2 separate regions of the Homo sapiens genome follow, and region 1 is linked to region 2. The links are chromatin contacts, found by Hi-C or POLR2A ChIA-PET in ENCODE. All regions are on one chromosome and are shown on one strand. Each heading gives the region's core, a stretch centred on a gene start or an enhancer-like site at or near the end of the contact. The rest is flanking DNA. Distances are from core to core; before and after follow the strand shown.

The links. A loop is a pair of places that touch in the nucleus more often than their neighbours do. ChIA-PET counts read pairs that join two places held with the same protein, here RNA polymerase II (POLR2A). Pooled maps may share reads with other maps.
Region 1: a pooled map shows a loop between it and region 2 (2.8-fold over the local background). The contact joins two enhancer-like sites. A Hi-C loop is called at or near these places in 5 of 50 pooled maps. POLR2A ChIA-PET finds 5 or more read pairs at or near these places in 6 of 52 experiments (CD4-positive, alpha-beta T cell, CD8-positive, alpha-beta memory T cell, SK-N-SH and 3 more).

What each region holds. Positions count from the first base shown.
Region 1 is chr22:40,397,137-40,403,159 of GRCh38, reverse strand. SGSM3 (small G protein signaling modulator 3) reads right to left here. Exons shown (of 22, transcript NM_015705.6): 2 at 2,347-2,464; 3 at 1,485-1,567; 4 at 955-1,021. The coding sequence starts at 2,353. Among named protein-coding and RNA genes, the nearest start is that of SGSM3, 30 kb to the right of the region's middle. RefSeq lists enhancers at 4,146-4,245, 4,826-4,885. Within about 2 kb of position 2,824, at least 8 of the 41 ENCODE cell types and tissues checked have a DNase peak (open chromatin) inside an H3K27ac peak, as active enhancers do; they include CD4-positive, alpha-beta T cell, where a contact is called at or near this core.
Region 2 is chr22:40,287,759-40,293,331 of GRCh38, reverse strand. The region is part of intron 12 of TNRC6B (trinucleotide repeat containing adaptor 6B); the gene reads right to left. Among named protein-coding and RNA genes, the nearest start is that of ADSL, 56 kb to the left of the region's middle. Within about 2 kb of position 3,256, at least 12 of the 41 ENCODE cell types and tissues checked have a DNase peak (open chromatin) inside an H3K27ac peak, as active enhancers do; they include CD4-positive, alpha-beta T cell, where a contact is called at or near this core.

The DNA of each region.
Region 1 (6,023 bases), core at 1,575-4,074, 110 kb before region 2:
ATTGTCCGCATCAAGCAGTCTCAGTTCCAAGGTGTAACAGTGAACACTCTGACTCCACTGACCCAGCCAAACACAGATACTTCCATCATACCAGCAAGTTCCCTGTGTCCTTCTCAACCCAAACCTTTAACCTGCAAATACCTGCCTACGAATCAGAAGAACAAGGAAAACTTTTGTCAGAATTGGAAACGTGAGTGACCTGAAGGTGATTAGTTGCAGTCAATTAAAATGTCCTAGCCACAGTTCTGGCCTGGCAGATGGACTTCCCAATAGCCCACTCAGGACCAAAAGGTCCATTTATAGTAGAAAACAACAGAAATGGACTAGAGACTCAGTTATAGAAAAGTAGTTATCCAAATACTGTATATTCACTATAAAAGGATATTATACAGCCATTGAAAATATGCTTTTTTCTTTTTTGAGACAGAGGTTTGCTCTTGTTGCCTAGGCTGGAGTGCAGTGGCGCAGTCTCAGCTCACTGCAACCTCCACCTCCTGGGTTCAAGAGATTCTCCTGCCTCAGCCTTCTGAGTAGCTGGGATTACAGTCGCACACCATCACACCTGGCAAATTTTGTATTTTTAGTAGAGATGGGGTTTCACCATGTTAGCTAGGTTGGTCTTGAACTCTTGGCCTCAAGTGATCCATCCACCTCAGCCTCCCAAAGTGCTGGGATTACAGGCGTGAGCCACCACGTCCAGCCTGAATTTTTCAACTTCTCTACAGTGAACACGATTGCTTTTACTGTCAGGTGAGGATCAGTAAAATTTATCTCAAAAAAAGCAGAAGTCTCCCATACTTATGAGAGTATCACCCTCAGATACACTCTGTCCTTAAATCTGGAACCCTGACGCATCAGAGCTCAGCCATCACAGGCCGAGTAATTCAGTCAAGGGAGCGGAGTCCTCCCCAAAGAACATCAGCAAGATGACACACAAAAGGGGCTCAAGTTTACCTTCCTTGTACACACGGAAACCAAACTCATCGTAGTAGAACTCTGGTTGCTCTGCTGACTCTTCCTTCTAGAATCAGGATGAGGTTGAAGTCAGTTGCCTGTCCCCTAGTTGGGGGCCTCAGGTCTGAAAGATGCCACCCACAGGGTTGCCTGCTAAAATCCCACCCAGCCTTCGGGCTCAGATCAAAGGCTACTCTTCCAAAAGCCGCCTCTGGTTACCACGCAACCTTCTCTGAACCTTCTTCTAGCAATTTCTCAACCTTCTATTTTCCTTGTTCTTCTCAGAGGTCAAAGATAATAAAATCAAGGCAAGAAACATGTTTTATGCAGTTGTGTCCCTATAATACTGAGAGCATAGTGCCACAGTGGTTGATTCACACAGGAAACATGGGGCTAAGATACCATCTCTGGTGGGGAACTCATAACCCTGTGTGAGTTGGCCACCTCTTCCTGGGCAGCCTGCAGAGCTGGGTCCCCTTCATACCACAGCGTGGGAGCACAGCAGGCTGGTGCCTGGCTAACTGCTATACCTGCGTGTACTTGGCCAAGATCTCCTGGGGCCATATGCTCGGAGTCAGGGCTGAGAAAGGGCCACAGGCAGGTGTATGGCTTCCTAAAACCAAAGAGGACCAGGAGAACAATCAAGAAAATGCAGAGGCAGGCCAGGCGCAGTGGCTCACGCCTGTAATCTCAGTACTTTGGGAGGCCGAGGTGGGCAGATCACCTGAGGTCAGGAGTTTGAGACCAGCCTGGCCAACATGGAGAAACCCATCTCTACTAAAAATACAAAATTAGCTGGGCGTGGTGGCACATGCCTGTAATCCCAGCTACTCGGGAGGCAGGAGAATAGCTTGAACCCAAGAAGCGGAGGTTGCAGTGAGCAAGGATCGTGCCATTGCGCTCCAGCCTGGGCAACAAGAGCGAAACTCTGCCTCAAAAAAATAAAAAAAAAATAGAAAATGCAGAGGCAAAATTCAAATCAGGAAATACCCTCTCCCTCTAAGAGCACCAGCATTAAAGGGACTGGCCCATCTCAAGCGTGCTGGGTAGGGAAGGAGCAGAGTGAAAGAAACCTCCTAGAAATCAGCAAATTTCTGGAGAAGAGGGGAAAGAAACAGCAGCACATTACAAAACATGACCAAACTTCATCTTCCGGCCTCTTTCTCCACCTGAGGACTGCAGATCTGCGGGTTGGAGAGCTGGAGGAGGAGAGCTAGAGAGCAGAGCTGAGAAGGAAGTTTTAATAACTTTCTCAGCCAGCCAGAAGCCTTCCCTACCATCTCCACCTCTCTTATCTGGATGGTGTTTTATGGAAAACAAGCCACCTTCCATCCCTCTGGCTCCTCTGTGAGAGCTTCAAACCCCGTTTCCAAGTCCAGCCCCTGCCTCTACCTGACATTGTGCTGGTGGGCTGGCAAGTCTTCTGCAGCTCCAATCTTAGAAGTCTCCTATCCTGCTATCTTAGAGCTGGAAGGCTCCTCAGGCTTCATCTGGTCCAGAATCATCTGCCCTGTTAGAAGAGAAAAGAGGAAAGTCATTCTATTTTTATTTTTATTTTTTTTTAGACAGAGTCTCGCTTGGTCACCTCAGGCTGGAGTGCAGTGGTGCAATCTCAGCTCACTGCAACCTCTGCCTCCTGGGTTCAAGAGATTCTTCTGCCTCGGCCTCCCGAGTAGCTGGGACTACAGGGTTGCACCACCACACCCGGCTGATTTTTGTCTTTTTAGTAGAGACGGGGTTTCACCATATTGGCCAGGCTGGTCTCGAACTCCTGACCTCGTGATCCCGCCGGCCTCGGCCTCCCAAAGTGCTGGGATTACAAGCATGAGCCACCGCGCCCGGCCAAGCCTTTACTTCCTTTTACTTCTAACCACAGAATTAAAGGCTCTCACTCTACGAAAGGAAGTAGGTGACAACGAGGAGATGTGGTTGAAAGATTTCAAGACAAGTTACATTCCGGTTTTTGAAATCATATTTACCTAAACCTGGCACTGAAGAAAAATTTACTTTTGCCATTTTTCACACAATGAGAATTCAGAAATGACAGTTGTTATCCTGGTCCATAACAGAACCTATTCTCCATGCTATCTGCCATGGAATTCTGGTGTTGGGAATTCTAGATAAATCGGGAAGAATTAGGTAAGTGAGAAGCAAAAAAGAGGAAAATCAAACCACCACTTCAAAGGAGCTGTGAGAAAATCCCAGTTCTCTTTAAAGACATACAAGTGTGGGGGCAAAAATAGCTCCTGTGGGCAGCTCAGCTGTGTCCCGGCCTCTGCTCCTGCCCCAGACACACACTGGCCAAGCCAAGTTTAGGATAAAGGCCACAGCAGAACATTCCTGACTGTTACAGAGGCTTTGGTACCCAAATGGGAGAGACGCTCCCTCCTGCTTCCAGACATGCCTGCTGAGAACCAGATGGCAGAACCTGCTTCCCCAACAGGCCAGCCATCCTGGTTGGTTGGTTCTGTGTGAAGAGAATGGAATTTTAATGTCTTCCTTCAGTGTAAAATATATGTGATATAGGGTTTCCCTCAGAACTATGAGCTGGATGATTACATATTTTTACATTAAAGAGACTGAGCTAGAAATTTTAAAAAGCATGTCATGTCATCATTCAATCCTTACAACACATTCATTCCTTACACAACAGAAAATAAGCCTAGGAGAGACTGATAGTTTCCAAATGGACTCCCAAAACTTTGCCCTGCCACACCATGTAACCCCACCCTGTGAAATGACGGACACATGGCCACCAGCTAGATGGCCCTGGGAATGGAACCCAGTGCTCTATTACGCCTCCTGCTGGCTTGGAGCCTGAGATGGCAAATGGCTGTGGCAGAACAACCACGTGTCAGCTTTGGGAGGGAGTGGGCTCAGCGCTCATCCTCTGCACCATGATTAAAAGTAAAGACATCTTGGCTGGGCGCGGTGGCTCACGCCTGTAATCCCAGCACTTTGGGAGGCTGAGGTGGGCGGATCACTTGAGGCCAGGAGTTTGAGACCAGCTTGGCCACCATGGTGAAACCCTGTCTCTACTAAAAATACAAAAAAATTAGCCAGGCATGGTGATGCATCCCTGTAATCGCAGCTACTTGAGAGGCTGAGGCACAAGAATTGCTTGAACCCGGGAGGCAGAGGTTGCAGTGAGCCAAGATCGCACCACTGCCCTCCAGCCTGGGTGACAGAGTGAGACTCTGTCTCAAAAAAAAAAAGTAAAGACATCTCCAGTCCAATCCTAGCTCTGCTACTCGTGTAGCAGAGTGGGCCTGTGCCCACTTGTTATAACCGTGGGCAAGTTTACTTCACGTCTGTATCAGTTTTCTTTTCGATAGAATGGAATAATAATACCTATGCCTTACTGTGGTTATGAGGATTACGTGAGCTGATGCAAATAAGGCCTTTAGCACACTGCCTGACACATATAAGTACTCAATAAGTATCAGGCAATTAGTAGTCCTAAAAATTTTTAGAAAGTTATTGTTAATATATGGACCCTCCTCATTGAGGTATACTAAAAACTATGTTGAACCATATTAAATTGCCGATATTCATCCATTACAGCCTAGAAAAATGACAACTGTGTATGGTTCCACATAACATGTCCCAGTTGAGAGCATGAGAAAGACTCCTCATCACCATCGGCCCCAGAGGCAGGGGTTTGGTTGGTGGTTCTGAAAGGGCAGAGTAAAAGTGTGACAGAGCACCTGCAGGCTGCTTGTAGCAGAGAAATCAGCTACATCTGGCTGTGGAGGCCTGAAGGGGCTGGGAAGGCCCACTCAGGAGTCCCTCCCCTTTCCTGATCTTGGCTGTCCTCCCACTCATTCATTCATCAGCAAATGGGGACTGAGCACCCCTAAGAGCCAGGCAGCTTCTAAGAGCTGGGACACAACAGTGGGGGAAAAAGTCCTGACCCTTACATTAGAGAATCAGATGACAGGCTGGGCCCGGTGGCTCACGCCTGTAATCCCAGCACTTTGGGAGGCCGAGGTGGGTGGATCACCTGAGGTCGGGAGATTGAGACCATCCTGGCCAACATGGTGAAACCCTGTCCTACTAAAAATACAAAAATTAGCTGGGCGTGGTGGCGTGTGCCTGTAGTCCCAGCTACTCGGGAGGCCGAGGCAGGAGAATCACTTGAACCCAGGAGGCAGAGGTTGCAGTGAGTTGAGATGGCGCCACTGCATTCCAGCCTGGTGACAGAGACTCCATCTCAAAAAAAAAAAAAAAAAAAAAAGACAGAATTGGATGATAAACACAGAAATAGATTGTGATAACTACAATGCTGTGAGGAAAAATAAAGGTCAAGGTGTGGAGACTATCAGAAGAGAGGGGATTTATATCAAGTGTTCAGGAGAAGCTCTTTAGAATATGGGTTAGGGACACCTGAGCAAAGACCAAAAGGAACTGAGGGCTCATGGCTACCTGAGGGAAAGGAGATCCAGGGAGAAGCAGCCCCAAGTTGGGAGCACACTGGGCATGCTGAAACAGCTGCAAGGCAGCCAGCAGGCTGGAGGGGCTGGGGAATGAGAAGGAAAGAGTGGGAGGAAACAGCCTGAATGGTGGGAGAAGACACAGCAGGGGACTACGAGGCCTCACAGTGTGGTGGATTCTGGGCTTCATTCTCAGTGAGCTGGGAAAGTAGGGGAGGGCTCTGAGCCCTCTCTGGCTGTCTTGCAGAGGTGGTGGTGGACATAGAGGAGGCTGTTGGATTAGTCAGGGTGAAAGGTATGTTGACTTTCCTATGGTGGGAACACTGAGAAATGGTCAGATTATGGATATATTTTATCATATTTTTTTTTTTAGAGACAAGGTCCCTCTATGTTGCCCAGGCTGGTCTTGAATTCCTGAGCTTAAGTGATCCTCCTGCCTCAGCCTCCCAAAGTGCTGTGATTACAGGTGTGAGCCACCACACCCAGCCAGATTCTGGATATAGAGTCTGCAGGGTTGAGCTCTTTAATGCTACACACACATATAAATGTATGTAATGTATATAAGTATATATAAACACGCCACTTCTCCCACTGGCTATAAAGCCCAGCCGGATGTGAATTGTTAAGCTGGGTGGG
Region 2 (5,573 bases), core at 2,007-4,506:
GTTCCAACTACTTAGGAGGCTGAGGCAGGAGAATTGCTTGAACCCGGGGGCAGAGTTGCAGTAAGCTGCGATCACGCCACTGCATTCCAGCCTGGGCAACAGAGGGAGACTCTGCCTCAAAAAAAAAAAAAAAAAAAAAAAGAAAAGGATATTATAGCAGCACTGCTCATAACAACAAACATCTAGAAGCAATCCAAATGTCTATGAACAGTAGACCTGGTAGTAGAATAGGTAAATTATGGTATAGTCATATAATGGAATATCATATGAACCATAGCTGCCCAAATCCACATGGGAATATATTTGAAATAATACAAGTAAAAATAGCACAACAAAAGAAGGAGGCTCTATACTATATGGGTTAAGTGCAAAAAAGGCAAAATGAAAACAACAGATTGTTTAAAGACAGAGAGACACATGCAGAAAGAATATAAAGAAAAGCATAGGAAAGTGATCTTTAGAAGCCACCAGCTCGTATGTTCCATAAACTGACAATTTTAGAGACAATAAAAGTGTAATTTTTGAGAAATTCCTATCCCAGCCGTGCTCAACTTCTCCTTTCTTAGGATTGCAAATGTACTGCCCCTCTCCAAAGAATACAGAAGGACCAGGGAAAAGCGCCACTAGGCTCCAGGCAAACACCTGCTCACGCCCGCCTGGGCTGCAGAGGAATCACGGTGGTGCAGGTCTGCACATTCTCCATTTCAGGGAGTTAATTATTCTGGTTTAAAAGCCCTTCAATCTCCTGCTGGATTGGAGAAAGTAAAGATCTTGTTGCAATCGATATGGCATTTAACAAAGCACTGCAGGTGCAAAATGACAGCAATTTAAAGTCAGGACAAAAGCCTGCTGGAATATGTTACTTTCTCAATATTGTATTTGAGTAACTGGAGGAAACAGGCATGGTAGAAACCCAAGGCCCGGAATATTTGTAACAAATCTTAGAAGTTTCAGTGTCATCCTTTTTTTTTTTTTTTTTGAGATGGAGTCTCACTCTGTCGCCCAGGCTAGAGTGCAGTGGCACAATCTCAGCTCACTGCAACCTCCACCTCCTGGGTTCAAGCGATTCTCCTGCCTCAGCCTCCTGAGCAGTTGGGACGACAGACGGGTGTGCGCCACCATGCCTGGCTTTTTTTTTGAGACGGAGTCTTGCTCTGTCGCCCAAGCTGGAGCGCAGTGGCACGATCTCGGCTCACTGCAAGCTCCGCCTCCAGGGTTCATGCCATTCTCCTACCTCAGCCTCCTGAGCAGCTGGGACTACAGACGCCTGCCACCACACCCAGTTAAGTTTTTGTATTTTTAGTAGAAATGGGGTTTCAGCATGTTGGCCAGGCTGGTCCCAAACTCCTGATCTCAGGTGATCCACCTGCCTTGGCCTCCCAAAGTGCTGGGATTACAGGCATGGGCCACTGAGCCCGGCCTCAGTATCTTCTATGTTTACATTAACTACTGATTGCCCCTATAATGTGGTCAAAAGGAATATAAAATCTGGTATTTATCAAAACCTTTTAAAATATTAATGTGCTTTGACCCAGAAATTTCATTTTGGGCAACTAAATTTAGAAAAAATGTGGGCAAGGGTTTATGTATAAGGATTTCTCTGCAGCATTATTTGTAACAGGGAAAAATTAAAAACAATTTAATACTCAACAGTGGGGGAAGGGAATGTTAAGTAAATCAAGGTAAATCTACCTGATGAAACATCATTATGATCACCGTGAATGCTACATAGCAACAGCAGAAAATTCAAGGACACAATGTTAACATCAGGTTCTAGTGACCCTGAGTGCAATAATGTGAAAAGCATCCCTGTATATGAATAGTGTCTGAATAGGGAATTAGTAAAAATAATTCCTGTCATTGTATTTGGGTTGGAGGTTTCTTTAAGAATTTGTTTCTCCGCTATCCAAACTGTGTGTGGTTATCTTGTCTTTTTCATTTTTTTTTTTAAGACAGGATATCACTGTCACCCAGGCTGGATTGCAGCGGTGTCACCATGGCTCACTGCAGCCTCAACCTCCTGGGCTCAGGTCATCCTCTCACCTCAGCCTCCCAAGTAGCTGGGACTACAGCATGCACCACCATGCCCGGCTAATTTTTTGTATTTCTGTTAGAGACAGGTTTTGCCATATTGCCCAGGCTGGTCTTGAACTCCTGGGCTCAAGCAATCTGCCCATCTTGGTCTCCCAAAGTGCTGGGATTATAGGAGTAAACCACCGTGCCTGGCCTTTTCTTTCTTCAGAGTTACCCAACTGCTTCATTTTTTAGAAATACAGAAATGTTGGGAAAAGACAGAATAATCCAATATTTAATATTCTGCTCCCAGTATGCATTAAATAAATAAAACAAAATTCAAAAATGGAGGGAACACAAGTAATTTTCTTTTTTGGGTAGAGCAGACACTTTGGTCATAAAGAGATCTGTAGTACCCAAGTCTCTCACACAAAGTTAACTGCAACTTTCCCAACAATTCCACTTTTGAAATCACTCTGATATGCATCTTCCCATGACTTGATATATAGTCACCGAGCTCAAAATACATGCCCTGCTCAGGCTCCAGCAGTGAACACAGCAGGCCCAGACCCTGCCACTGTGAAGCTTATTATACTCCTAGGCGCGGGGCAGAGAGGGAGAAAAGACAAGGAGCAAGCGGGTCGGGGGGTGGGGGAGTGACAGGGCAGGCTGCACACTGTACGTAGCTGCCCTGAGAAAGCTCCTAGGGAAGGTGGCAGAGAAGCAGAGAGCTGAAGGAGATAAAGACTGAGCCATGCTGCCATCTGGGAAGGATGTTCTAAGCGTATGCTTGGTGTGTGGGGGCCACTTGGCTGGAGCAGCATGAAGGTATGGGACAGTGACCTGTACTTGTGGGGAGGTGGGATCACCAGGAACCTCAAAGACCAGAGTAAAGACTTTGCTTTTGCCTTGCATTCTCAGCGAGAGAACCAGCCACGAGGGGATTCCCGCTGAAAGAGTAACACAACCTGCCTTTTGTTTTAGCACAGTGCTGTGCAGAACTTCCTGCAACGCCGACACGTTCTACGTCTGTGCTGTCTGCACAGTGACTATGAACCAGACGTGGCTATTTAAGTTAATTAAAATAAAATTTAAAATTCAGTGCTTCCAGTCCAGCGGCCACATTTCAAGGGCTGATGTGGCTGACGGCTATCACACTGGACAGTGCGGTGTCAGAGAATCAGTCTGACTCAGACGTGAGACAGGCAAATGTTGAGCCGAGGCAGGGTGGGGAACAGGCAGGAAGTCACTGCAATAACCTAGACAGAAACGGCGGTGGCTTGGCCAGGGCCTGTGCTGTTGAAAGTGGTAAAAAAGGATCCGCTTTTGGATAAAGGTTTGAAGGGCAGTCTTACTGATGCAATGAACATGGTCACGAGCTCCAAGGTTTTTGGCCTGAACTCCTATAGGATGAGAGTGCCATTTGCTGGGAGTTAAGGGGATGTTTTTGAGGGCAGTGTGGGGTGAGATCAGAAGCTGTGTTTTGAACATGTTAACCTGTAAGGCAACCTATGAGTAGTCTGTGGAGTTGAGGAAAAATGATGTGGGCTGAAGACACAATTTTGGAATTCAGTGCTTAAAGTCATTCCACTTGGTAAGATCACCTGGCACTGACTACAGATGGTGAGGAGAGGTTCGAAGGTTGAGATCTGGGACATTCTGCTGAATATGTATTGAGAACTTGAGGAGGAACTCGTAAAGGAGATGGAGAAGGAGAGGCAGATGGAGAACCAGTGTAGTAGGTGTCCAAAAGCCAAACACAGGAAGTGCTTCAGAAAGGAGGGGAACTCTGTCAAATGCTGCTGATACACTGAGTAAGAAGAGACTAGAGAACAGATCATCATATTATGCAAGGAAAAGATCAGAGGTGACTTCCACAAGAAGGTTAATTCCCACTGTCGCTGCCTTACCTAGACTCCTGTACTAGTCCTGCAACTGCACTCTTTTGCTCTAGTACTCCTGCCATTCAAACATGTCCTCTATATTACTTCCAGTGTTTGTTTGTTCCCTCCCTCCCTTCCTCTTTTTTTCTTTTTTGAGACGGGGTCTTGCTCTGTTGCCCAGGCTGGAGTGCAGTGGCTTGATCGTGGTTCACTGCAGCCTCGCCTCCCAGACTCAATCTATCCTCCCACCTCAGCCTCCTGAGCAGCTGGGACTAAAGGTACACACCACCATGCCTGGATCATTAAAAAAAATTTTTTGTAGGCTGGGCGCGGTGGCTCACGCCTGTAATCCCAGCACTTTGGGAGGTCAAGGTGGGGTGGATCACTTGAGGTCAAGAGTCCCAGACCAGCTTGGCCAACATGGTGAAACCCCATCTCTACTAAAAATACAAAAATTAGCCAGGCGTGGTGGCGCATGCTTGTAATCCTAGCTACTCAGGAGGCTGAGGCACAAGAATCACTTGAACCCAGGAGGTGGAGGTTGCAGTGAGCTGAGTGAGAGAGAGACTCTGCCTCAAAAAAAAAAAAAAAAAAAAGCTGGGCACAGTGGCTCACGCCTGTAATCCCAGCATTTTGGGAGGCCAGGGCGGGTGGATCAGGAGGTCAGGAGTTCGAGACCAGCCTGGCCAACATAGTGAAATGCCGTCTCTACTAAAAATACAAAAATTAGCCAGGCATAGTGGCACACTCCTGTAGTCCCAGCTACTCGGGAGGCTGAGGCAGGAGAATCACTTGAACTTGGGAGGCGGAGGTTGCAGTGAGCAGAGATTGTGCCACTGCACTCCAGCCTGGGCAACAGAGTGAGACTCCAACTCAAAAAAAAAAAAAAAATTTGTAGAGATGGGGTTTTACTATGTGGTCCAGGCTGGTCTCAAACTCCTGGGCTGAAGCAATCTGCCTGCCTCAGCCTCCCAAAGGGCTGGGATTGCAGGTGTGAGCCACTGCACCCAGCATCTTCTAAACCTTAAATTTTCCTACATCACTACTCAGCTGAAAAATCTTTAATAGTATATTGTCTACAGCAGTGGCCAAACTGTAAGTGCACATAAAGATCACACGGGGGTGACTAAGTCCCAAAGCCACCTGTCACAGAAGACTGGAGACCTGGGAACTGTGTCTTTAAGTAGCAACCCAAATAATGGTTGTAAACCACGTTGAAAAGGATTGGCCCATAGGGCCAAGTCCCAAATCCTAAGCAAAGCAAACACCTTTTCCAAATTTGGTCCCATACTTCTTGTCTAGTTCCTTTCTTTTCTATTCTAAGACAGTGTGTGTGCATTTGTGTGTACGTTTCAACAAGCTCTAACTAATTATTCAGAGTAACTGCCTTTCCCCCAAATGCTATGTTCTTCTAGATATTATTGCCCCTTGCACATGAGGCTCCTGCTGCTTAGAAGGCACTTTTAATCTGGTGTGCTCAGAAAATTCTGACTCATTCTTTAAGACTCAGACGTCACTGCTAGTGTGAAGGCTCAGCCGATTACCCAAACTCTGTTAAACATTTCTATACATTTATCACACTATCTGCTGGGAATTCTGCTATCACCTCCTCCTCACCTCAACCCACCCCTCTGCCACCAACTCCAAGAGGCTGCAGAGAGAGAGATGGCATTTTCT